Regions from separate parts of the Homo sapiens genome. Here region 1 is linked to region 2. A link is an interaction called in ENCODE POLR2A ChIA-PET data of the cell type or tissue named here. Cell type or tissue: endothelial cell of umbilical vein. All regions are shown on one strand. Each heading gives the region's core, and the rest is flanking DNA. Links, peaks and the distances in the headings are about the cores only.

Region 1 (11,324 bases), core at 5,488-10,487, 1.9 Mb after region 2:
TTACAGGTGTGAGCCACCTCTCCCAGCCAACTATTAGGTTTTTTTAAGCAGCCAAAAGTTTTGCCTTTTAAAATTTCAGGAGCCCAGGCACAGTAACTCACACCTATAACCGCAGCACTTTGGGAGGCCTAGGTGGGCAACATGGTGAAACCCCATCTCTGCAAAGAAATACAAAAAAATTAGCCAGGTGCTGTGGCCTATGCCTGTAGTCCCAGCTACTCAGGTGGCTGAGGTGGGAGAATCACCTGAGCCCTAGCAGTTGAGGCTGCAGTGAACTGTGATCACACCACTGTACTCCAGCCTGGGCATCAGAGTGAGACCCTGTCTCAAAACAAACAAGCAAATAAAAATTTGGCTGGGTGCAGTGCCTCATGCCTGTAATCCCAGCACTTTGGGAGGCCGAGGTAGGCAGATCACAAGGTCAGGAGTTCGAGACCAGCCTGGCCAACATGATGAAAGCCCGTCTCTACTAAAAAAAAAAAAAAAAAAAAAAAATACAAAAATTAGCCAGGCATGGTGGTGTGTGCCTGTAATCCCAGCTACTCGGGAGGCTGAGATTGGAGAATTGCTTGAACCCGGGAGGCAGAGGTTACAATGAGCCAAGATCGCACCACTGCACTCCAGCCTGGGCAACATAGCAAGACTCCACCTCCAAAAAAAAAAAATAATAAAATAAAATAAGGTGGCACATGCCTATAGGCCCAGCTACTCTGGAGGCTGAGGTGGGAGGACAGCTTGTGCCCAGGAATTAGAGGCTACAGTGAGTTATGATCACCACTATACTCCAGCCTGGATGACAGCGCAAGAACTTGTCTCCAAAAAAAAAACAAAAAAACTGTCAGGAGCCCTCATTATTTACTACTAGCCCTACTTCAGTGCATCCCCATCCTACACATGCCCCGCACTCACTTCTGGGACCACTCGAGGTTCATGCCAGACTGGGTAGAGAATGCTTGCAACATTTCCTGCTGCTCTGGAGAGAGGGTGGGCACCGGGCTGGAGGAAGGCGTGGGTGCAGGCATAGCGAAGGCTCTTTGGATCTCTTCAGAACTGGCATTCCGCACAAATAGCTCATCATTTACAATACATAGCCTTGAGGACAAAGAGCACTTAAAAAGCTAGACAGAGATAACATCATCCTCCCAACATCATTCCTATTCTCTGATTCTTTCAATATCCACAAGGTCCCCCTCCCACTCTTAGCTATTGTTACCTTTTATCATTTATCCCCTCCCATGGAATCAATGTTTGGAAGGATTATCTACTAAACACACTAGGGTTCTCCCAACGCATGGACTTTAGCTCTTTTAATTCATCCTCACAACAAACTTAGGAAATGAATATTGTTATATGAATTTTCAGATGAGGCAGCAGCCTACTTGCTAGAAGTGGTGGAGCCAGGATGAAAACCCAGACGGTACAATTCCAGAGCCAAGCTATTAACTGGCTCTTAACTACTATGTGAGCTTTCTCTGATTTCCTGTTGCCTTTCTGAAATCACCCCAAAGACTGACTCTACCCTCCAATTACCACACTGTTGGCCATGGATTAGGACTGGTATCCAATGCGAAAAGCAGAATACTTACCCTGAATTGCTAGCAGGAACAGCAATGAATGTCCGGGTGAAGGCTCGCAAAGAATCCCGGGACTTTCCGTCCACTGCAATAAGAACAGCAACAACACCTTAGGGTCACTAGTGCTTTATGTTTACAAACAGCTTCTTGAATCATGGTCTTTGATATAAAGAATCCTAGCAAGTCAGAGAGGAATGATTAAGTATATAAGGGTATAAGGGAAGCACAGGTGGGGTGAAGGGTCAGGTCAGAAAGGACAATAGTAATAACTACGGCCGGGCACAGTGTCTCATGCGTATAATCCCAGCACTTTGGGAGGCTGAGGTGGGCAGATCACGAGGTCAAGAGATCGAGACCATCCTGTCCAACATGGCGAAACCCCTTCTCTACTAAAAATACAAAAATTAGCTGGGCGTGGTAGTGCGCACCTGTAGTCCCAGCTACTCGGGAGGCTGAAGCAGGAGAACCACTTGAACCCAGGAGACGGAGGTTGCAGTGAGCCAAGATTGCGCCACTGCACTCCAGCCTGGTGATAGAGTGTGACTCCATCTCAAAAAAAAGTAATAACTACTAATCCACTGATAGCATCTGTATGCCAGGCCCCAGGCCAAGCACTTTGTAAGTCACTTCAGTTTACTTCCTATAGCACCACTATGAGACGGCTATTACTAACCCCATCTTACAAATAAAGAATCTGTCTTAGAGGTAATGTTACTTGTCCACAGCCCCGCACAACCAAAACTAGGATGGAAACTAAGAACTGCCTGACTCCAAAGTCCTCCTAATCCCCAGGCTTTTCCCACATCCAGACAGGACAGGTGGAGAGGTAGGCCAAGCCAAGACGGCTTGGGGGCAGAATGGGAGAAGGAGCTCAAAAAGAAAATGGGAGAGAAAGTAGCTGGGAAGCTAAGAGTGCTGAGGAAAATTCCAGCTGGGGGTGGGACCACGCTACAAACTCGGGACTCTAAAGATTCTTACCTTCCTTGAAGACTCCATTGACAGAAAAACACAGCAATGTGCTCTGAAAGAGAAGCAGCATCAGGTACAATGTACACTTCTCAGAGCCTGAGTGCCCCCCCTTGCCTATTAAATGCCACCCCCACCCCAATTCTAGGCTTCTGTCAGGCGCAAGCAGGAGCTTACTGTCTGGGCGCTTATGTCTACCACGAAGGAATTGACGTCGTGCTGGGTTTTGGGCAACTCATTGAGGAAGGCAACAACGTTGAGACGCGTGTGCTTCAGCAGCCGGAACCGCAAGGCTGTGGGTAGAGGAGAAAGCTCAGTGGTGCTGCCACACACTCCTGAGTTCTGACTGATTCCTTCCCATGCCCTTTTCCCATATTTTGTTCGTATCACACACTTACTAGGGTCTTTAAGCTTCTTCACATTTCTGCTATCCTTGAAATACTCGGCTAAGCTGCTTCTGGGGGAATAAAAGGAATGGACGTGGTGTTCAGAGCAGTGCTGCCAGCAGGTGTGCCCTGTATCTGCTGGGAAACCCAGTGGTCCCGGGCAGATTCTGGGATGTGATACTAACCGGGCAGGGTTCTGAGGAATGAAAGGAATGCTCAGGGAACAGCAGGCCCCATCATGGTAGGCATCCAGGAGCCCTTGTCGGTCTCCAGAGTCGTAAATTGCATAGTACCTATGGGAAAAACAAAAAAGAAAGTATGGGCTCTGTGGTCTACAGCCATACAAGGACCCAGTAGCTCCCAAGAGTGAGTTGTGGCCGGGCATGGAAGCTCATGCCTGTAATCCCAGCACTTTGGGAGGCTGAGATGGGTGAATAGCTTGAGCCCAGGAGTTCAAGACCAGCCTGGGCAACATGGCGAAACCCTGTCTCTACTAAAAATACAAAAAAAATGGCTAGGTGCGGTGGCTCACGCCTCTAATCCCAACACTTTGGGAGGAAGAGGCAGGTGGATCATGAGGTCAGGAGTTGGAGACCAGCCTGGCCAACATAGTGAAATCCCATCTGTACGAAAAATACAAAAATTAGCCAGGTGCAGTGGCACACACCTGTAGTCCCAGCTACTGGGGAGGCTGAGGCAGGAGAATCACTTGAACCCTGGGAGGCAGAGGTTGCAGTGAGCCAAGATCACACCATTGCACTCCAGCCTGGGTGACACAGTGAGACACTGTCCAAAAAAAAAAAAAAAAACAAAACAAAAAACAAAACAAAAAGATTGATGTGTGCCTGGGTCTGCCCACCATTCCCCCTCAACCTCGGGGTGGGGAGGGGGGACCCTGGGATACTTACTGTTGCAGGAAGTGCAAGACCAGACTCTTCAAGTTTTCTGTTCCAAAATAGCTTCCCTGAAATCAAACAGGTATTAGGAACATGGAAGCAGTATTCTCTCCACACACAAGTTCTTACTCTGTCCATGCTTCCTACCTTGCAGGGCGGTAACGTCGTGGGGGCTTCAACATCAAAGGCAATTGGTGGGGGTAGCTCATGGCCATCCTGTGGAAAGGAAGTAAAAGTTGACAGTGTAGACTGGGCCCAGTGGCTCACACCTGTGATCCCAGAACTTTGGGAGGCCGAGGCAGGCAGATGGCTTGAGCTCAGGAGTTTGAGACCAGCCTGGCTGGACAACGTGGCAAAACCCATCTCTACCAAAAAAAATACAAAAATTAGCTGGGCATGGTGGTGCGTGCCTGGAGTCCTAGCTACTTGGGAGGCTGAAGTGGGAGGATCACTTGAGCCTGGCAGGCGAAGGTTGCAGTAAGCTACGATTGTGCCACTGCACTCCAGCCTGGATGACAGAGCCAGACCCTGTCTCAAAAAACAAAACAAACAAAAAAGAAAGTTGACAGTTTAAACCAGAGAGAAAAAGGCTGGGTGCATAAGTAGACTGAAGAACTAAGAGAGAAGGGTCAGAAGTCAAGTGTAAACGCATCATGAAAAGTATCCAGGGATCCAGGCTGGGCGCAGTGGCTCACACCTGTAATCCCAGCACACTGGGAGGCCAAGGTGGATGGATTAGTTGAGGTCAGGAGTTCAAGACCATCCTGGCCAACAAGATGAAACCCCCATCTCTACTAAAAATACACAAAGAAATTAGCCGGGCATTGTGGCACATGCCTGTAATCCCAGCTACTCAGGAGGCTGAGGCAGGAGAATCACTTGAACCCAGGAGGCAAACGGTGCAGTGAGTCAAGATTGCACCACTGCACTCTGGGTAACAGAGCAAGACTCCATCCAAAAAAAAAAAAAAAAAGGGCCTGGTGCGAGTGGCTCACGTCTGTAATCCCAGCACTTTGGGAGGCCGAGGTAGGTGGATCACCTGAGGTCAGGAATTCAAGGCCAGCCTGGCGAACATGGTGAAACCCTGTCTCTACTAAAAATACAAAAATTAGCCAGGTGTGGTAGCACATGCCTGTAATCCCAGCTACTTGGGCTCAGGAGGCTGAGGCAGGAGAATCGCTTGAACCTGGGAGGCAGAGGTTGCGGTGAGCTGAAATCATGCTGTTGCACTCCAGCCTGGGCGACGAGTGAAACTCCGTCTCAAATAAAAAAAAAAAAAAGAAAAAGAAAAAGAAAAAGAAACCTATCCAGGAATCCTTGTGAGTGAGAGATGCTGTGCTTGTTAGAATGAAAAAATTATGGACTTACCAGGCGTAGTAACTTGGGAAATCGTTCGCGAATGGCGCTGTCAAGAACGGGACAGAAGTGAGTGATGCTTCAGAGCCACCGTGCCTCCTGGGCTGCTCTAGGAGCAAATATACCAAACCCGAGGGACAGCCCATCCCATCCTGCTCATCCCTCCACTCCCTCCCAGCCTGTGCTCAGGGAAAAATGGCCCCCACTCCCCACCTGACCCGGGGCACCCAGACATGGACTGCCTTGAAGGCTGTCTCTTTTCTCTCTGCCTGACCCTGAGTGTCAAGGAGCAGTACTCCAAGCCCAGGCTTTAAGCCCAGGACCTCTTTCCCCTCCCTGCCCCCCTTACCTTCCACCTACTCACCTGTGCAGCCCCGGGAGGAGGGAATGGGGTGGGAGCCCAGGGGCTCCGCTGCCTCACCAGGTATCCATCAGTTCTGCCAGGTCTGGCTTTGGCCAAGACCCAAACACACCACAGGGATGGCACAGGATGTTGGGGCAGGGAGATGAGCAGGTGGGGCTCAGGAAGAGGAGAGGCAAAGGAATAAGAAAGGAAAAGGAGGAAAAAGAGAAAAAGGCAAGATGGGGCAGGGGCAAGGGAGAGATGGGGAGGTATAGGAGACAGACAGAAAAAGGAAAGAGAAAGCAAAGAAAAAGAGAAAGAACTACAAGGCAAAAAAGCATCTAGAAAAATGAGGGAGAAAAGGGAGAAAGACACCCTGACACAGCCCTTTCTTTCAGCTGCCCCATCCCTGTGGTCCAAGGTAGAAATGAGAAACAAATCCTTGCTGTGGTGAGTGGGCACTTGCTGTTGGCCAGGTCTCTGTCTGCTACCTGGGTCCCGATCTGAACTGGGCGTGGGAAGCAAAGCAGCCATGGGGGCAGGAGACCTCCCTCAGAAGGTGTGAGGGTTCAGGCCCCTGTAGGATTGTGGGGGTGAGGGTCCATGCCCCACCTCTGTTGCCCCCAAGTTCTCTCCTGATGGCCCCTCTGCGACTGTGCCTGTCTTAGGTTGTTCCTTCCCTGAGGAATCTTACCCGTCTCTGGCTAACCAGCCATCCACCGGGGCCAAACAGGGTGACGTGCAGTGTGTGAGTGAGGGAGAGGCAGCGCCCCCGAGGGGGTCAGTTCTCTGTCTCCTTGGTAGCCTATGCCCCCGTGGCCTCCACGCCCAGCACCTGCCTTGGGATTCCCTCGCCTGCTGGCGGGGCCCCAGCTCTGGTCACATCTTGGGGAACCCAGGTTTCTTCTTCAGGGAGAGCCCAGCTCATAGCACTGGGCAAGAGAGACAGATTGCATGCCACCAGCCCCTAGGAGGCCTCAACCTCAGCATGGACAGCAACAGCCCTGGGCAAGTGGATCCTGAGAAAAGGGTCCCTCTTGGCGCAAGGGCAAGAGGGGCCATCACAGTACAAAGGAGGGAAGGCCCATCTCAGTAGGAAGTCCCAGGTAGGGAGGGCTTCCTCAACCCATGGACACCAGGCTCTTGGCACAAGGCAACCCCATCTATAGGGTATGTACAAGATACCCTCTGGTTAGAGTAGAAAGGGGAGATGCCTTTCCTGGAACAACAGGGTAGGGAGATTCTAGAAAAGGTTGTGTTCAGGAAGAAAGAGAAAGGCCACAGACCCAGCAAACAGATAGTCAAGTCAGAAGAGAAGAGAGAACATCTCAGGACAAAGCTGGAAGACACAGACAGACCAAAGTGGGGAGCACGCGATCCTCTCAAAGGACAGGTGGTTCCAGCTCAGGGCTGCACATCTCCGCAGACGGGCCCTGGTCAGGATGCATTAGCTCAGCCTCCCAGGGGGTGAAGGTCCCCAGGAGGGGAGACACAGGCTACAACTGACCTGATGTAGGTGGACTGGTCTCGGAAGGTGTCACACAGGGAGTTTCCATCGAGCCAGAGCTCTTCTAGCTTCAGCCCCTTTATCTTGTCCAATTCCCGCTCAGACTTCAACTGCAAAGGGTGGAAGGAACAAAGGGAGGAGACCCTGGTGAAGACAGCCAGCTGGCTCCCCATACCCCCAGTCCCTACGCTTAGCTCTGAGATCTTTTCTAATCTTTTAAAATTTTTTCTTTTTTTTTTTTTTTTGGGACAGGGTCTCACTCTGTCACCCAAGTTCAGTGCCGTGGCATGATCATAGTTCACTGCAGCCTCAAACTCCTGGACTCAAGAGATCCTCCCACCTCAGACTCCTGGGTAGCTAGGACTACAGGCATGTGACATCATGCTCGACTAATTTATTTTTTAAATTAAAAAAATTTTTTTGAGACAGGTTGCTCAGGCTAGAATGCAACGGCACAATCATAACTCACTGCAGCCTTGAACTCCTGAGCTCAAGCAATCCTCCCACCTCAGCCCCCTGGGGCAGCTTGGACTAGAGGCGTGCAAACTCCTAGCCTTAAGTGATCCTCCTGCCTTGGCCTCCCAAAGTGTTAGGATTAGAGTTGCAAACCAGCACATCTGGCCTGAGTTCTCTCTCTTGCCTCTTGCCATCACTGGACAAACTCTCTACACCCTCTACCCACCCCTTCAAAAATATAGCCGAGCTATCAATTCTCACTTCATTTCCAGAAAGGTTTAGGATCTTCAGGTTGGGTGCCTTCTGAACAATGCTAGACATGTCATCCAGCCTGTACAGCCTGTTGTTGCTCAAGTTCAAGGACAATAGCTGTGAGGAGAGAAGAGTTTAGAGGAGGCACCACCAGCAAGTGGATCAGAGACGAATCTGCCCTCCAGCCACTTCCTATCTAACACACCCTGCTTCCTCATGCCTAATACTGGGCCAAAGGCCTTACCTCAGGGATGTTCTCTTCAATGATCCTCAGGGTAGCTGCCATACAGCTTCTGCGATTCAGGACAACGTCAATGTTCTGGGCCACCAAATCTTCAGGAAGCAGAAGGGAAGGAAAGGGAAGACTGAGAGGGTTTGCCCATGCCAGCATTAGCAGTAAAACATCCTCAAACTTTCCCTCCCTGACAGATCCCACCTTATCACCACCTATCTGAGAACTACTGCTGTCAACCATACCTGGGTCTGAACGGAGGCCTTTGAGGTCAAGGGCTTGTTGGGAGCCATCGTATCGTTTGCTCATGATCAGCTAGAGGAAAAAGAAGGGTTTAGTGGTCACTGGGTTTGTGTGTGGGGGGTGGGGGTGTGAGAAGTAGTAAGACTGGGTTGGAAACATCTAATTTGAGCCTGCCTCACCTTTAGCTGTTCTACTTGTTCTGGCTTCAGTTCATTCAGTATAGTGTGGGGTGGAGCAGAAGAGTTGATGATGATAGATATCTGGAGGGAAGACACAGAGGGCACAGAAAACTCTAGGGAAGCCTAAGCCGCAAGAACAAGACCCAGTCCCTGCTCTGAGCACCAACCTCCACCTCCAGCCAAGCCAGGCCCTTTAAACACACCCTTCGGTTCTCCCGATCCAAAATCTTATAGTTGACAGCCTTCAATGCAGAGGCAGTACTGGCGTCTTCAACGAAGAACTGGGCCCGTGTATTCTCATAGTGAAACTACAAGAGGAAACAGGAGCATTACACTGGGAGTCCAGAGCCCTTGGGGAGGGGCATTACGCTGGGAGTCCAGCTTGCCCCTTCACCATCCCTGGTGCCTGGCCAGCCAGCCACTCAGGCCTTGTCTTACCTCAATAGGGGTGAAGGGCACACTGCACTTGCTCTGAATCATGCTCAGGAGCCATGCCTTGTCATACTTTCTGCCATAAGGAATCTAGAAATGAGAGAAAGAGAAAAGAAGGGAATGATAAGTAAGGCTGAATAGCAGACCCAATACAATGCCTTTTATACCTTCTACCAAACTTTTAAAGACTATCTAAAGAAAGGACCAGTACTAGGTTTTCTACTTGAGATACACATAGATTCTTTAACTCCTTTCTGTCTACTTACACTTACTATTTTTTCTTAGTAACAGGGCCTCACTCTGTCACTCAGGCTGGAGTGCAGTGGTGCGATCATAGCTCACTGCAGCCTTCATTTCCTAGGCTCAAGCGATCCTCCTGTCTCAGCTTTCTGGAGTAGCTAGGACTACAGGCATGTACTACCATGCCCGGCTAATTTTAAAATTTTCTGTAGAGAAGGGGTCTTGCTGTATTTCCCAGACTGGTCTTGAACTCCCAGCCTCAAGTGATCCTCCACCTCGGCCTCTCAAAGTGCTGGGATTACAGGCATGAGCCACTGTACCCAGCCCATTTACACTTATAATCTCTCAAAAAAAAATCAATTTTATTTATTCTAAAAGTTCCAAGATATTATTTACACCTTGCCTGCCCCTCAGAGAACTCCAGGGCACTCCAGGGACTCCAAGCCCCACACTCAGCCTGAGCCAAATGAAGACATCCAGAGGAATTACTCCCTCCCCCAACCAAAATTTTCATATTTCTCTTCCACCCCTTCTCTGAACCTGCTCTAAGGTGTTGGAAGATACTGATTCCTAGGAGAAAAGATAGATACTTGAGTGTGGAGTAATCAGATGACAAGGAGAATTTTTGGGCTGGGTGCGGTGGCTCATGCCTATAATCCCAGCACTTTGGGGGGCCAAGGCGGGCAGATCATGACGTCAGGAGTTCGAGACCAGCCTGGCCAATACAGTGAAACCCCGTCTCTACTAAAAATACAAAAATTAGCCGGGCGTGGTGGTGGGTGTCTGTAGTCCCAGCTACTCGGGAGACTGAGGCAGAATAGCTTGAACCCGGGAGGCGGAGGCTGCAGTGAGCCGAGATCACGCCACTGTACTCCAGCCTGGGTGACAGAGCAAGACTCCATTTAAAAAAAATAATAATAATAATTTTTGTGGAATAAAATTAAACATCTCCACTCTCAGCGTGGCCTCCTATCTCTACTGTACCATCTACTTTCTCAAAGTACTCACTGTAATCTTGAACCAGTTCTTTGAGGTCCCATCCTGGCTGGTGCCAGCCCCTCCTCTCTCTGGAGGAGCTCTGTCTCTCCGCACAGTAACATGAATGCGATCTCGATCATGCCAAGTATCACCCCGACGGTTAGGTCGGGTGGTATAGGGGTTGCTGTGGGTAAGCAGAGAATAAAATGACCACAAATGCTAGGAAAGTCTTCTCAAAGGCCTTCCTGCACTGTTAGTGGGACTACAACTAAGACTGTTTAATCACTAAGCTAGTCCTGGCATTTCTCACTCTAACAGGTGGGAAAGGAAATGACATGGACAGTAAAAGGGCCATATAATCTCATGAGCCACTAAATTCAAACCAGACCAACTGGTCACTCACTATCGTACTCGGGGACCATCCTGGGCATCACTCATTGCCACATCTCCATCATCTTCCTCAAGGCGGGAAGACCGAATACCAGAACCGCCTCTTCCAGACCTACGGTTTCCTTCACCATATTTCCACCGGAAGGGACCCCGGCCTTTCTTCTTTCTTTGAGGGAAATTAACGCGTTCATCATCGTGTTCTAGAGTTAGAAACAGGAACACAAATTAGAAGTAAGTAACTGGTCCGGTTTGGTGTGGCAATCATAGCTTCTAGTACTCTGAACTATTGGAAGAGATACATACTAACGACAGAGGCCATCTCCATGCAAACTCCGCTCCCTATCCACAGGAAAGAACCCTCTCTGTGGGAGGGCAGCATCAGGGAAAAGTTACTGGAAAACTGTGTAGGGCTTTTGAAAAATGAAGTAGAAACTGGAATTAGAGAGAAGCAGGATGTAGAAATGTGAGACCCAAAAGTGTAACTGAACACAAATCAGACCTCTGAAAGCCACCTGAAATCTGCCACTCAGTACTTTGTCTATACAGTGCAGACGCCAGTTACAAATATGACCAGTTTAAGGATCCTCTAAAAATTCTCCTTGTTCTCAAACTGCCACTTTGAAGTTTTGTGAGGAGCTCTTCGTTTCCATGGCCAGAAATGTCCTTTAACTCAGGAGACAAATTCTAGACTCAGGCTCTAGTGGCAGTGCCAGGCTAGGGTGCTTAACCAGGGACCCTGGAATGCTCTCCAGGAAGATGACCTTCTGATTCATGCTGTGTAGGACTGGCGTCTTAAAAAAGGTCCCTAACTCCCAAAAGAGGTCTGCCTAATACCCAGCACTCTGTAAACAATGAATCTCAACAAATGACCCTAGGAAAAAAGAACATAGAAGG
Region 2 (11,939 bases), core at 2,454-7,453:
TGCTTCTCTCCTGGCAGACCCAGTCATGGCAGCCTCCAGCATCAGTTCACCATGGGGAAAGCATGTGTTCAAAGCCATTCTGATGGTCCTAGTGGCCCTTATCCTCCTCCACTCAGCATTGGCCCAGTCCCGTCGAGACTTTGCACCACCAGGCCAACAGAAGAGAGAAGCCCCAGTTGATGTCTTGACCCAGATAGGTCGATCTGTGCGAGGGACACTGGATGCCTGGATTGGGCCAGAGACCATGCACCTGGTGTCAGAGGTAAGGAAGGTAGTCCCTGTGTGACTACACACATTAAGGAAAAATAAAAGAAGAAAGGTTGGTAATGGCCACCTCATCTTAGTTCCACATCCTCTCTGGTGCAGAGAGCCCCAAATTCCACAAAAAGAAGCCACACAGCACTTGTCTTTGAATTCCTCGTTATTTGATTGCTGTCCTAGGGCCTTTTAGCTCCACCCCTATCCTTTCCTGGCTCCTGCCCTTTCCTTGCCAGAAAGGCTGGGAAATGAGCCATCTTTATAAGCCCATGTTACTGGGTGACTGTAGAGTCTCACTTTGGTCTAAATCTGACCTAGAATCTCGAAATGGCAAAATATCAAGTCCTGAATCCATTCCTTCACCTGCAGAAGTGGGTTGAGCTTATTGGGAGCCTAAGGCAGGGTTATCTTTTTTTACCTGGTGGCATCCCAAGCATGGTATCACATACTTTTGATAGGCTGGACTGAAGGGCTGAGACAATCATTTATTAAATCCATAATATAGTATAGCTGATAGACTCCTTTTTCACTGGAACATCCTATCCCTTTACAGATGTTCTCCACGCACCTTCATGACTCCCTGGACAGCTAGCAGGCCTCCAGTTTTATAGGGTGACTACTAAAAGTATTTGATTGTCTCCGTCATTCACACACAAGTACACCTACTACTCCCTCCAAAGTATCCCAGCAAAGCAGTTAAATTATGTCCCAGATGCCCTAGTTTCCAGTTCAGGAAGGAGAGACAGCCTGTTGGCCATCCCTGTAGACTAGAAGGTGGATGTGGAAGGGACCCCTCAGCCAGGCCCAAGGCCCCTACCCTCTGACCCAGGCCTGTCACCACTGGGTGAGAAACAGGTCTGAGACATTCCTGCAGTTCTTGCCTGGACAGTGGTGATCAGGCGTGAAGGCGAGGACCGTTGTTCATTATGAACTCATCTCGCTCCGTGCTCTTTCCACAGTCTTCGTCCCAAGTGTTGTGGGCCATCTCATCAGCCATTTCTGTGGCCTTCTTTGCTCTGTCTGGGATCGCCGCACAGCTGCTGAATGCCTTGGGACTAGCTGGTGAGTGTTCGAGTGCTGGGTAGTCAGCCAGAGCTTTGCCTGTACTTTCCTACTTGTGGGAGTTCATCTTTGTCAGGGTCTAGCCTTTTCCCCAAGCTGCTTAACCCTTCCCAGGATTCTGCAGAGACATGGCCAAAGAGCAAGCCAAGAACTACCATGGCCAGGTGTGGTGGCTCCCGCCTGTAATCCCAGCACTTTGGGAGGTCAAGGCAGGAGGGTCACTTGAGGCCAGAAGTTTGAGACCAGCCTGGGCAATATAATGAGACCTCGTCTCTATAAAAAATTAGCCAAGCATGGTGGCGTGTGTCTGTTGTCCCAGCTACTTGGGAGCTGAGGTGGGAGGATCGCTTGAGCCCAGGAGGTAGAGGTTGCAGTGAGCCGGGATCACGTCACTGCACTCCAGCCTCGGCGATGGAGCAAAACCCTGTCCCACCCAGACCCCCTAAAAAAGAACTTCCGCCACCACGTGCCAGTTGTTCACTTCCTATCAGGCATCGTGCTGAGCTGTAGTATCTCATTTAATTGCCAGCCACAGTACAGGGAGGCAGTAGAATTGTTCCCGTTTAGTAAATGAAACTGCAGCTCAACAGAAGCAAGTAATCTACTCCAGGCCTCACAGCCAGCAAGAAACAGAGCTGAGATTCCAACCCATATCACTCTGAGTCTGCGAGAACGGCTTATTCCTTTGCAATGTGCCTAGCACCTCCCACCCTTTTAGCTCTTGCCCCGCTCTCCCCTCACCACTTCTCCAGGTTGGCTGACTCTGTGACTCTCTTGGCTTCCAGGTGATTACCTCGCCCAGGGCCTGAAGCTCAGCCCTGGCCAGGTCCAGACCTTCCTGCTGTGGGGAGCAGGGGCCCTGGTCGTCTACTGGCTGCTGTCTCTGCTCCTCGGCTTGGTCTTGGCCTTGCTGGGGCGGATCCTGTGGGGCCTGAAGCTTGTCATCTTCCTGGCCGGCTTCGTGGCCCTGATGAGGTCGGTGCCTGACCCTTCCACCCGGGCCCTGCTACTCCTGGCCTTGCTGATCCTCTACGCCCTGCTGAGCCGGCTCACTGGCTCCCGAGCCTCTGGGGCCCAACTCGAGGCCAAGGTGCGAGGGCTGGAACGCCAGGTGGAGGAGCTGCGCTGGCGCCAGAGGCGAGCGGCCAAGGGGGCCCGCAGTGTGGAGGAGGAGTGAGCCGGATGCCCCACACACCGCCAGTGTCATACCAAAGAGCTGAGCTGCTTCGGGGCCATGCAGCCCTCCTGCCAGCCCCCTGCCCTTTTCTTGCCCTGTCTCTGAACCTTCAGAACATTGATCCTTGCCGCAGCCCCACTAGCCAAGAGAAACAGAGAAAGACCATTCCCCCTGCCTGTCCTTGCGGCCCTGTCTTCTGAGGTTCTCTGTCTGGGGTTGGCTCTCTTAACCCTTTCTCTGCTCCCAGCCTGCCTCACCAGGGAAGGTTGGAGGGGCCTCCCTCTGGCTTCTGCATCTGCGCCAGCAAACATCACTGCCGTTGGTCTCTCATGACTTAACTGGCTTCCCTCTGCTGCTGCCTTGGCTTCCTCCTAATGCTCGTGCTCTCCTGTCCTTCTGAAGTTGCTCCTTGGCCAAATCTCCAGCTCCCTTCTTGTTTTCCTCATCCTCCTACCCTGTACTCCCACCAAACCATGGTCCTTTAAGGCACGCTCCTGTCCTCCTCATTGCCCAGCAGTAGGGAGGGGCAGGGGTAAGGGGACCTGAGGATAAAGGGTGGGGAAACAGGGTCCCCTGAGGCCTGTGGGGGCTGCAGGGGAGGAGGATGTACCTTGTGTCTCTTTCAAGTGCCTTAATCCGAGCCAGCAGGGCCTTCTGCTTGCCTGCTGCCATACTGTATGTAGGAAAGTGTTCTGTGGCTGCTTTGTGTCAAGAAAAGAGCAGTCACTCTCAGAATCTTGATTCCCCATCAGCCAAAGCAAAAGATGGCTGCTGCTTTGTAGGCATGTGCCTGCAAGTGGGACCTTGCTGGGCATTATATGCCCTGTGGGGGTTTCAGAGACCCTGAAAGAGGAGGGAGGACCCGCCTCCTTGTCTGCACAACTGCATGCACTTCTCTCCCCATCGCTCCACAACCTGAAACCGAGAAGGAGTTGCTGACCAGTGCCCACCCCGGCAGCCCGGGAGGAACACAGGCAGCTCCTTTCCCTTCACGTGGTCTGCAGAGAGCAGGGTGAGCTGCCAGCTGCCCCTCTCCACCAGGGTACCCTGTCTTGGTGGTTAGGGGCCACTTTTCCTTTGAGGCTCTAGTGGAGGTGGATGTCCTTCTCTGCCAGGCTTGGCACATGATGTGAAGAATAAATGCCCAATTCTTACTGTTCAGGTTTGATGTGGAATCACAGCTGCAGTGATATATATTTTTTATCAGTGCTTGGTTGGTTTTAAATAAAGTGCACGCTATTTTATTATCTTGTTCTGAATAAAATGTATTTACTCCAAGTCTGGATTGCTTCCATGTCTCCTCTACTGCTAAACCCATTTCTGTAGTGCAGCTCCGCCTCCCAATTTCTCCCTGTGGGGGCAGTGTGAAGCTGGCAGAGGGGAGAGCTGAAAAGGCAGGCTGGTACCAGGTACCCTTCCCTCCAGGAGCACAAGGAATTAGGAAAGCATGCCCCCATTACAAAACGTAGGAACGACTGGCACTGCTGGAAATGCGTGTGCTTGCTGGGCAGAGGGGTCACCCCTTCCCTGCAGTGTGCTGAGGTGGGTGGGCAGCCTGGAGAAGACTTGCCTGCCCTCCCCTTCACCACCCACCTGAGGACTTTCCTGTGCCAAGGTTTCCAGTCGGCCCACAGGCTGGACCAATTTTGCGGAGGGCCTCAGACATAATTTTTTCTTTGTAAGCTGCCCAGGGCATGAGAGTGTGCAGCTGGGGCCCCTGCTCTGGGCCTCTCCCCAAACTGCCTGGTAGGCAACACTGGGTCAGGACCCTTGAGGCTGGCCTTCCCTCGGGAGTGTTGGGCAACCCTCAACCCTCCTAAGCGCTGCAGGACGCTGCCCAGGTGGAGCTGGTCAAGAGACTAGAGCTGCCTGCACCTAGAGCCCTTCCTCCACGGCGGTGGCCTAGCTCTGTCAGGGCAGGCTCAGGTGGTTGGCATCTGGCCCCGTTTGACCCCCTCCCTCCTTTCCTGTCCCTGCAGCTCCCGTCCCATGTGTCCCTGAATTCTGGTTCTGACTCAGGTGTCAGATGCCTTCACAAGTGAGCTGCTTGTGGGGGTGGGTGAGGCAGAGAAAGTGGCTTTTTCTTCCCTGATCAGAAGCTTCCGTGAGGGAGCCACACAGAACTCACCGAGTCCCTCCTGGCAGAGGCGGCCGTCCTCTGTTGCTTCCAGGGACGTGGCCCTCTTCCCGACCTCGGTCGCCTGAGCGCGCAGGGATTGGGGATCCGTAGGGCACTAGGACCCGGCGGGGCGGAGGGGGCAGCCCATGTGCTGCGATTCGCTCCCTCCCACCCCACTGCTCCCGCTCCATTGTCTGGGAATTGCAGCCGCGGGGCGGGCGGCGGCGGCGGCGGCGGCGGCCGGGACCCAGCGGGCCAGGTGGGGACGGCGCGGAGCGGGTGCGGGAGATGCCGTGCGGGACTGGGGCCACCTGAGCCGCCCGCCTCGTCCCCGCCTTCTGTGGGAAGGATGTGCGCGCGGATGGCCGGTCGCACAACAGCGGCCCCTCGGGGGCCCTACGGCCCCTGGCTCTGCCTCCTGGTGGCCCTCGCCCTGGACGTCGTGAGAGGTCAGCGGGAGGGGAGGGCCGGGGCGAGGGGCGGCCGGGCCCGGCCGAGTGGGAGCGAGTGATGCCCGGGAGCCACCAACCTTTGGGTTCTCGGACTGAACCCTGAGCGGGGTCGCCCCGCAGCGCCCTGAAGGTCGGAGAGTTCTTGCCCTCGGGAACCTGCCCCCAGCCACTCGCCCCTAAGGCTTCCTTCACCTTGCACGACCCGGCAACTCCTTCCTGACCCGGGGCAGCCCGGCGCAGGGGCTTCCCCGTCCCGCACCTTCTGCGAGGGACCCCTCAGCCCGGGCATCGAACCCGGCGGCCCCGGTCCCGGGCGCACTAGCGTCATCCCCACTCCCTCACTGTGGTCTGTAGCGCTGCACCCTCCTAGCCTCCTTCCGCCGCCACCAACCCACCCCCCTCGGGAGTGGAAAGCAGCCCCTTTGCCTGGGACCTGCAACAGACGCAAGCCCTCCCTCCCCCTTCCCCCAGGGCTCCCTGACCTTGGCGTCTCCAGGGATGGCCGCATCCTTGCCTTCCAGAACCTTTGAGAGGATTCCTGTCACTGCGGGAAAGGGCAGCAACTTCCCTGTGCTTCGGGGTGGGGGTCGGACTCCCTTGGCCTGGGCTAGCTGGGCTGTGGCTGCAAGGCAAAGGATGCCACAGAAGACAGAGGGACAGTGAAACATTCTCTGCCCTCCCCACCGAGAGAGCCGAGCGCTGGGTGATGGGAGTCCGTGGGAGTCAGGCTAAGAGCATCTTGTAATTATGGAGGCAATGGAGTAGGAGGCGAACCTGAAGCCAGTGGCTGCCCCCAGAGAGCAGTGGTCACTTGTTACGCTTGGGGCAGGGGGCAGGGAGAGCCTGTCAGTCATATGCTCCTTGGTGGGGAGGGCCAGGAAGGAGGTTGAAACCAATTCCCCCACCCCCACCCACAGTCCAGCTGTGGGGCTGAGAGGGAGCTAGCTGTGGGGTTGCTTTCAGCCACCTGCTCCCCATCCCGAGGGACGCCATGGGAGTCCTAATAGAGAGAGGAGGAAAACCTTGTCAAATCCATTATGCAGCAGCAATAATGCCTGCTCCCTCCAGACAGCACTCCACAGTTTACACAGCCCTGTCCTGTCCACAGTGCCACCTAATGCTCCTGCCCCTTTTACAAGTGAGGAAACAGGCTTCAAAATGTTAATGCCTGACCCAAGTTTCATCAATTTAAATTCAGGTCTCCAGGCTCCCAGGAAATCCTCTCTAGGGAGCGCTTCCTAGTTTGGGGGAATTCCAGGATGAGCAAGACAGGGTCCCTTGTTTATAGGAAGATTACTAATTCAGAGGAGGCACCCAGGGTTGCAAAAGACAGGAGACTGGTGGGAAGGTGAGTAACCAAGGAGGGCTTCCTTCAGAAGGAGGCAGTATTCACTCATGGCCCTGAATGAGGAGGGAGGTGCCACCGGGCAGAGCAGAGGAGAGGAGGTGCGCTCCAGGGCATGAAGCCTGCAGGGTGCACCGTGGCAGTGGAGAGTGGAGAGAGAAGTGGCAGGTGGAGACGCCGGATGGTCTAGTGGCTAATACCTGGGATCAACCCCCAGCTCCTTCACTCTCCAGCTGTGGAACCACAGGCAAATACCTTAACCTCTCGGCCTCATTTTCTACATCCACAAAATGGGATTCATCATAATAGAACCTGGTTCACAGAATTATTACAAAGACTCAAAGAGTTCATATACATACAGTATTTAAATTCTCACCTGCATATAGCATTCACAAAATGCTAATTATTATTATTAGTGCTCATAGTTAGAGCAAACCAATATGGCTTAGTGCTCCTTTGTCCTTCTGATGATTGACTATTTTGACTGTCTTCCCCAGGCTCCTGGTCCCCACCCCACCCCCAGGGCAAGCAAGTGCCTTCACAGACCTCTTCAGCACCTTCCGCGCCCGCCCATCCCACACTTGCACTCGATACCAGTCGGTTCAGGGAAGAAGGGAGCAAGCTTGGAAAGATGGTGCAGGTTGCCATGGCAATGATGGGGGAGGAGGGGTGGATGCCCAGCAGAGCCTGGCCAAGGATTCAGGGCAGAGAAAGCTCACTTCATTACCATATTTTACTACACTGGCCCAGTCTGCCGACGGTTGCACCCCAGAAGTGCCTTGGTATCAGAGGCGAGTAGATGGAGGGCAGGAGTTGGGGAAAAGGAGACATTGAGAAGGCTGTTGGCGAGAAGAAGGCCAAGGTCTGTGGAAAGTAGAAGGAATAGCTGGGAAGCATCCAGTCCTGGACTCAGATTCGAATCCTGGCTTTGCTACATACTACCTGTGTGAGGCTCTTTAAGCCTCAGTGACCTCATCTGTGAAATGGTGGTGAGAGGGGAAGGGACATTTACAGCCCTTTTCTCCCTCCCTTGCCCACAACTACTGTGCCCCAGCATGGCACCCGGGTCAGCCCCTGCCAGCTCTGGAGCTGTCATCATCTCTCCCTCTTATGCCTCTTCAGTGGACTGTGGCCAGGCTCCCCTGGACCCTGTCTACCTGCCGGCAGCCCTGGAGCTCCTAGACGCCCCTGAACACTTCCGTGTGCAGCAGGTGGGCCACTACCCACCTGCCAACTCCTCTCTGAGCTCCCGATCTGAGACCTTTCTGCTCCTACAGCCCTGGCCCAGGGCCCAGCCACTTCTCCGGGCCTCCTACCCACCTTTTGCCACTCAGCAGGTAAGGAGGGGGCACCGGGGACTCTCAGGCTAACAGGACTCAGGGCCTGAGGTCTGCTGGGTACAAATTGGGAGCCTTCCCCAGCCCCGGCTGTGCTCCCCATATTCCAGAGGGGGAAACTGAGGCCCATAAAGGTTCTCTTCTGCCAAGCTGGGATCCCATCTTCCTAGATCTTCCCCTCCCAAGCTCCTCTTTTGTTAAGCCCTCTCATTCTCCCTCCAGGTGGTCCCCCCTCGAGTCACTGAGCCCCACCAACGGCCAGTCCCATGGGACGTGCGGGCCGTTTCAGTGGAAGCGGCTGTGACTCCAGCAGAGCCCTACGCCCGGGTTCTCTTCCACCTCAAAGGGCAGGATTGGCCACCAGGGTCTGGCAGCCTGCCCTGTGCCCGGCTCCATGCCACACACCCTGCCGGCACTGCTCACCAAGCCTGCCGCTTCCAGGTGAGTAGACAGGCCCCACCTAGGCTGGTCCTGCTGCAGCTGCATCAGCCAGGTGGTGGGCCCGCGGCAGAGAGGAAACCCCCACTCCTGGGAAGCGCGGGGGTTGTGGACCACCCGACTCCATTTCTGCCCCCACTAGCTTTCAGTGCTGTGAAAAGGTTATTTAGGGCCCCAGAGGGAGTTCAGTCCTTGGTGTGTGACTTTGAGTAAGTAACTTAATCTCTCTGAGATTCAGTTTCCTCATCTGAAGAATGGGGTGTTAAGAATTCCTACCCCATCTGGAGTTGGAGTAAGGAACAAGTGAGATGAATGTAAGGATAGCTTACGGCAGAGTAATCAATCAGCCAGTGTGTTTGCATTATTAGTAGTGTTACTTTTATAATTGCTATTTCCACTATTTTGGAGTCTAGCACAGGAATCCATGGGAGAGGCGTCTCTTGAGCTTTAGGATTCTGAGAAGAAGACTGGATTCTAGGCAGGATAGTCCTGGGCTTGGTTAGGGTAAGGCCCTGGGATTGGCTTACTTTGTAATGAGACCTATCCCAAGGGCTGAAGAGTGGTCTGCGGACATGCTCTGAAACCTAGACCTGGTTTGAAGCCCCAGCCAGGTTGCTGGTTTGCTGTGTCACTCAGGCTGTGTCTCCGGCCCATGCTGGGCCTCCCTTTCATGAGCCCCTCCAGCTCTGGGTTTCCTGCCATGGGTGCTGAGAATCCTGTTCCTCGCCCTGCACCCACCCCCATGCCAATTACTGCTGTCGTGTCTTCACAGCCATCCCTGGGCGCCTGCGTGGTGGAGCTGGAGCTTCCCTCGCACTGGTTCTCACAGGCCTCCACCACACGGGCCGAGCTGGCCTACACGCTTGAGCCTGCAGCTGAGGGCCCTGGGGGCTGTGGCTCCGGCGAGGAGAACGACCCTGGGGAGCAGGCCCTCCCAGTGGGGGGTGTGGAGCTGCGCCCAGCAGACCCCCCGCAGTACCAGGAGGTACCTCTGGACGAGGCTGTGACTCTGCGGGTGCCTGACATGCCAGTGCGGCCCGGCCAGCTCTTTAGTGCTACCCTCCTGCTTCGGCACAACTTCACAGCCAGCCTCCTGACCCTGCGGTGAGCACCAGGCCACGGGGATGGGTGAGGGTGGGAACCTCTGTGGGAAGACTAGGGACAGGTACCTGCTCCTCCTGGGGTCCTTGCTGGAATCCTTGACCTCTGCAAAACATGTGTCCACCAAACTAAACTCCTTCCAGGTAAAAAGCCATGACTGTGCTGGTAGGAGCCCACCATGGGCACAGCCCTGGAATTAGAGTCAGAAGTAGGAAGCTGCCCCTTCCCCTGGCACCTCCCTGAGATTCCTTTGTCCAATGGGGCTAACGGTCCACCTTCAGGGCAGCTGCAAGTCTCCAGGGAGGGGAACCCGCAAAGGGCTTAGAGACTGCAGTACCTAAGTGTGAGCTCTTGCTCCAGTGCTCCAGAGAGGGATATTTGCCCCAATCACGTTCACCTACATGCTGTCCCTCCTTGCCACCCTCGCCGTAGGAGTCTAGCCTTTGGACAGAGCTTGCTCTTCCCCATAGGAAGGCCCTGATTCTTTGTGTCCTTTTCCGTAATAAGTTCCCCCAAAGCAGCCCCCACCCACCTACCCAGTTCACCCGGCAAGGGCTTGCAGAGTATGACTTGCTTCTGGAGTCCAGCGCAGGAATCCATGGGAGAGGCATCTCTTAGGCTTTAAGATTCTGAGAAGCCTGAGTTCTAGGCAGGATAGTCCTGGGCTTGGTTAGGGTGAGGCACTGGGACTTGCTCACTTTGTAATGATATCTTTCCTGAGGATCGAAGAGCGGTCTGTGGACATGCTTTGAAACCTAGACCTAGTTTCAAGCCCTGCCTGGGTTTGTGCATGTCCCGTCTCTGTGTCTCCCCATCTCCTACGCCCTCCTATGCTCACTCTTATTAAGCAGATCTTTCCTAGACACTTACAGCCTGCCAAGCCCTGTGTCTTCACTCTGCAGATCCAAACACGAGCAAGGGCCAGTCCCTATCTGGCAGAAAGGGGCCCCAGTGGTAGGGAAGGGAGCTGGATGGGCATGAATTGGATTAGAAGGCATGTGGGTGTGTAAGCACTGAGGGAGGTTCAAAGTGCGGTGGGAGCTCAGGTGAGTGGGTGCAGTAAGGGGGAAATTCATCCCACCACTGGAAAAGCTTTCTAAAGGAAATGGTCTGTGAGTTGTTGGAGGCTTAAAGCATCAGCAGGTAAAGTAAGAAAGGGCAGAGCAGGCTGAAGGCACAGACTGGGCAAAGGCTTGGAGTCACGAATGGGTGCCGTGTGTGTGGGAAACTTGTGTGTAGCTGAAGCAGAGAGTGCATGGAGAGATGTCACAACCGAAGTTAAGGCTGGACCAGACCCTGGAGGGCCCCCAAATGCCCGGCTAAGCTTTGACCTTATGGGCAGTGGGGAGGCGTAAGTGGTCTTTGGGTGGGGGAGAGCTGTAAGGTGTGAGCTGCACTGAGGCGGGGTCCTTCTGGGTTGGAGGATGGTGAAGAGGAGATTCAGACTGGAGCCAGGGAGGTCAGATGGCTTTGGCTCCTTGTCTTTCCCCTTCAATCCAGCCCACAGTTCAGCATGCACCTTGCCAAACTGAGCCTATACTCTCTTCCCCAGGATCAAGGTGAAGAAGGGGCTGCATGTGACAGCCGCCCGCCCAGCCCAGCCCACACTCTGGACTGCCAAGCTGGACCGCTTCAAGGGCTCCAGGCACCACACCACCCTCATCACCTGCCACCGTGCTGGGCTCACAGAGCCAGATTCCAGGTGGGCAGTTTCCCTCCACCCAGGGGGCAAAGGAGGGAGGGCTGGTTATAGAGTGCAGTTGAGCAGATTTGGAGGCTGCCATGCTGCCTCTAGATCCCCAGGTGAGCAGACCCAAGGACAGATTTTTTCAAGGAAGCAGCACAAAGCAGGCATAATCCATTCCTTCATTCATTCATTCGGCCACTATCTTCCCAGCCCCAGCCATGTGCCAGGCATAGCAAGTGTCTGTGAGTCTTATTCTAAGAGATGCCAACCAATCCTGTGCCCCAGGTAGAGCCCTCATAGCCACTACTCCATCCCCCTGCTTCCACCAAATGATCCTTTCTCTGGGCCGTTCACATTCCCCCAAAAAGCCCAGCTGCAGTTCTGCGGTTGTGAACTCTTCTTATTCATGCCCTGAGCCTGGGTCAAGGCCATGGACTCAGTAGCCCCAGTTCGAATTCTGGTTCTGATGCTTTTGGGATGGGCAAAACCTTGGGCAAGCCAGTTAACATTCCCCTACCCAAGCCTCAGTTTCTTCACTTGTGAAATAGGAATAATAATGCATCCCTTAGCATTTTTGAAAATAAAATACAGTGCTACATATCAGGCACCCAGGACGGTTCCCAGCACATAGGTTTTTGTTTGATCAAAGGAAGCTTATCATTCAGAGGGTCAAGTGTCTGGTCCTGGGACCTGGAAGTGAATCTCCCGCATGCCACCTCAGTGGCTGTGGAAAGCGGAAGTCTGGGGGAAGCGGGCCCGGGCAGGCAGGGGAGTGAGCCACCTTGCCAGGTGGGAGGTGGTTAAATGGCTTCATGGATCTTAGAGAGGCCAAGAGTGGGTCAGAGTTTGGGGTCTAGAGCGAGGATGCTTGGGTTTAGATCCCAGCCCCGCTACTTTTTGCTGTGTGGTCTTAAGTGAGCTATGTAACCTCTGTGCCTCAGTTTCCTCCTGTGTAAAATGGGG

Evidence for each region. ChIA-PET counts read pairs that join two places held together with the same protein. Peaks named below come from ENCODE experiments on the same cell type or tissue, not always from the same donor. Only the 100,000 strongest peaks of a DNase experiment are listed, where the experiment ranks them.
Region 1: POLR2A ChIA-PET joins it to region 2 with 11 read pairs; 2 of 35 experiments call an interaction of 5 or more read pairs at or near these places.

What each region holds. Positions count from the first base shown.
Region 1 is chr11:62,793,349-62,804,672 of GRCh38, forward strand. NXF1 (nuclear RNA export factor 1) reads right to left here. Exons shown (of 21, transcript NM_006362.5): 2 at 10,444-10,630; 3 at 10,071-10,224; 4 at 8,829-8,912; 5 at 8,594-8,698; 6 at 8,391-8,471; 7 at 8,214-8,283; 8 at 7,981-8,069; 9 at 7,746-7,853; 10 at 7,029-7,138; 11 at 5,191-5,227; 12 at 3,970-4,038; 13 at 3,835-3,890; 14 at 3,112-3,219; 15 at 2,939-2,997; 4 more. Among named protein-coding and RNA genes, the nearest start is that of MIR6514, 6.2 kb to the left of the region's middle. In endothelial cell of umbilical vein, for the core only: no CTCF peak of the experiment used is centred there; no DNase peak of the experiment used is centred there.
Region 2 is chr11:60,919,669-60,931,607 of GRCh38, forward strand. TMEM109 (transmembrane protein 109) reads left to right here. Exons shown (of 4, transcript NM_024092.3): 2 at 18-262; 3 at 1,218-1,320; 4 at 2,106-3,775. The coding sequence starts at 26. The coding sequence ends at 2,497. It overlaps TMEM132A (transmembrane protein 132A), which reads left to right and starts at 4,792. Exons shown (of 11, transcript NM_178031.3): 1 at 4,792-5,065; 2 at 7,536-7,750; 3 at 7,973-8,191; 4 at 8,961-9,292; 5 at 10,842-10,991. The coding sequence starts at 4,966. It overlaps LOC124902676 (a long non-coding RNA gene), which reads right to left and starts at 5,729. Exons shown (of 2, transcript XR_007062688.1): 1 at 5,551-5,729. RefSeq lists an enhancer at 1-368 and silencers at 4,688-5,047, 5,108-5,327, 5,368-5,437. In endothelial cell of umbilical vein, for the core only: no CTCF peak of the experiment used is centred there; a DNase peak (open chromatin) is centred at 4,763; H3K4me3 peaks cover 1,441 bases.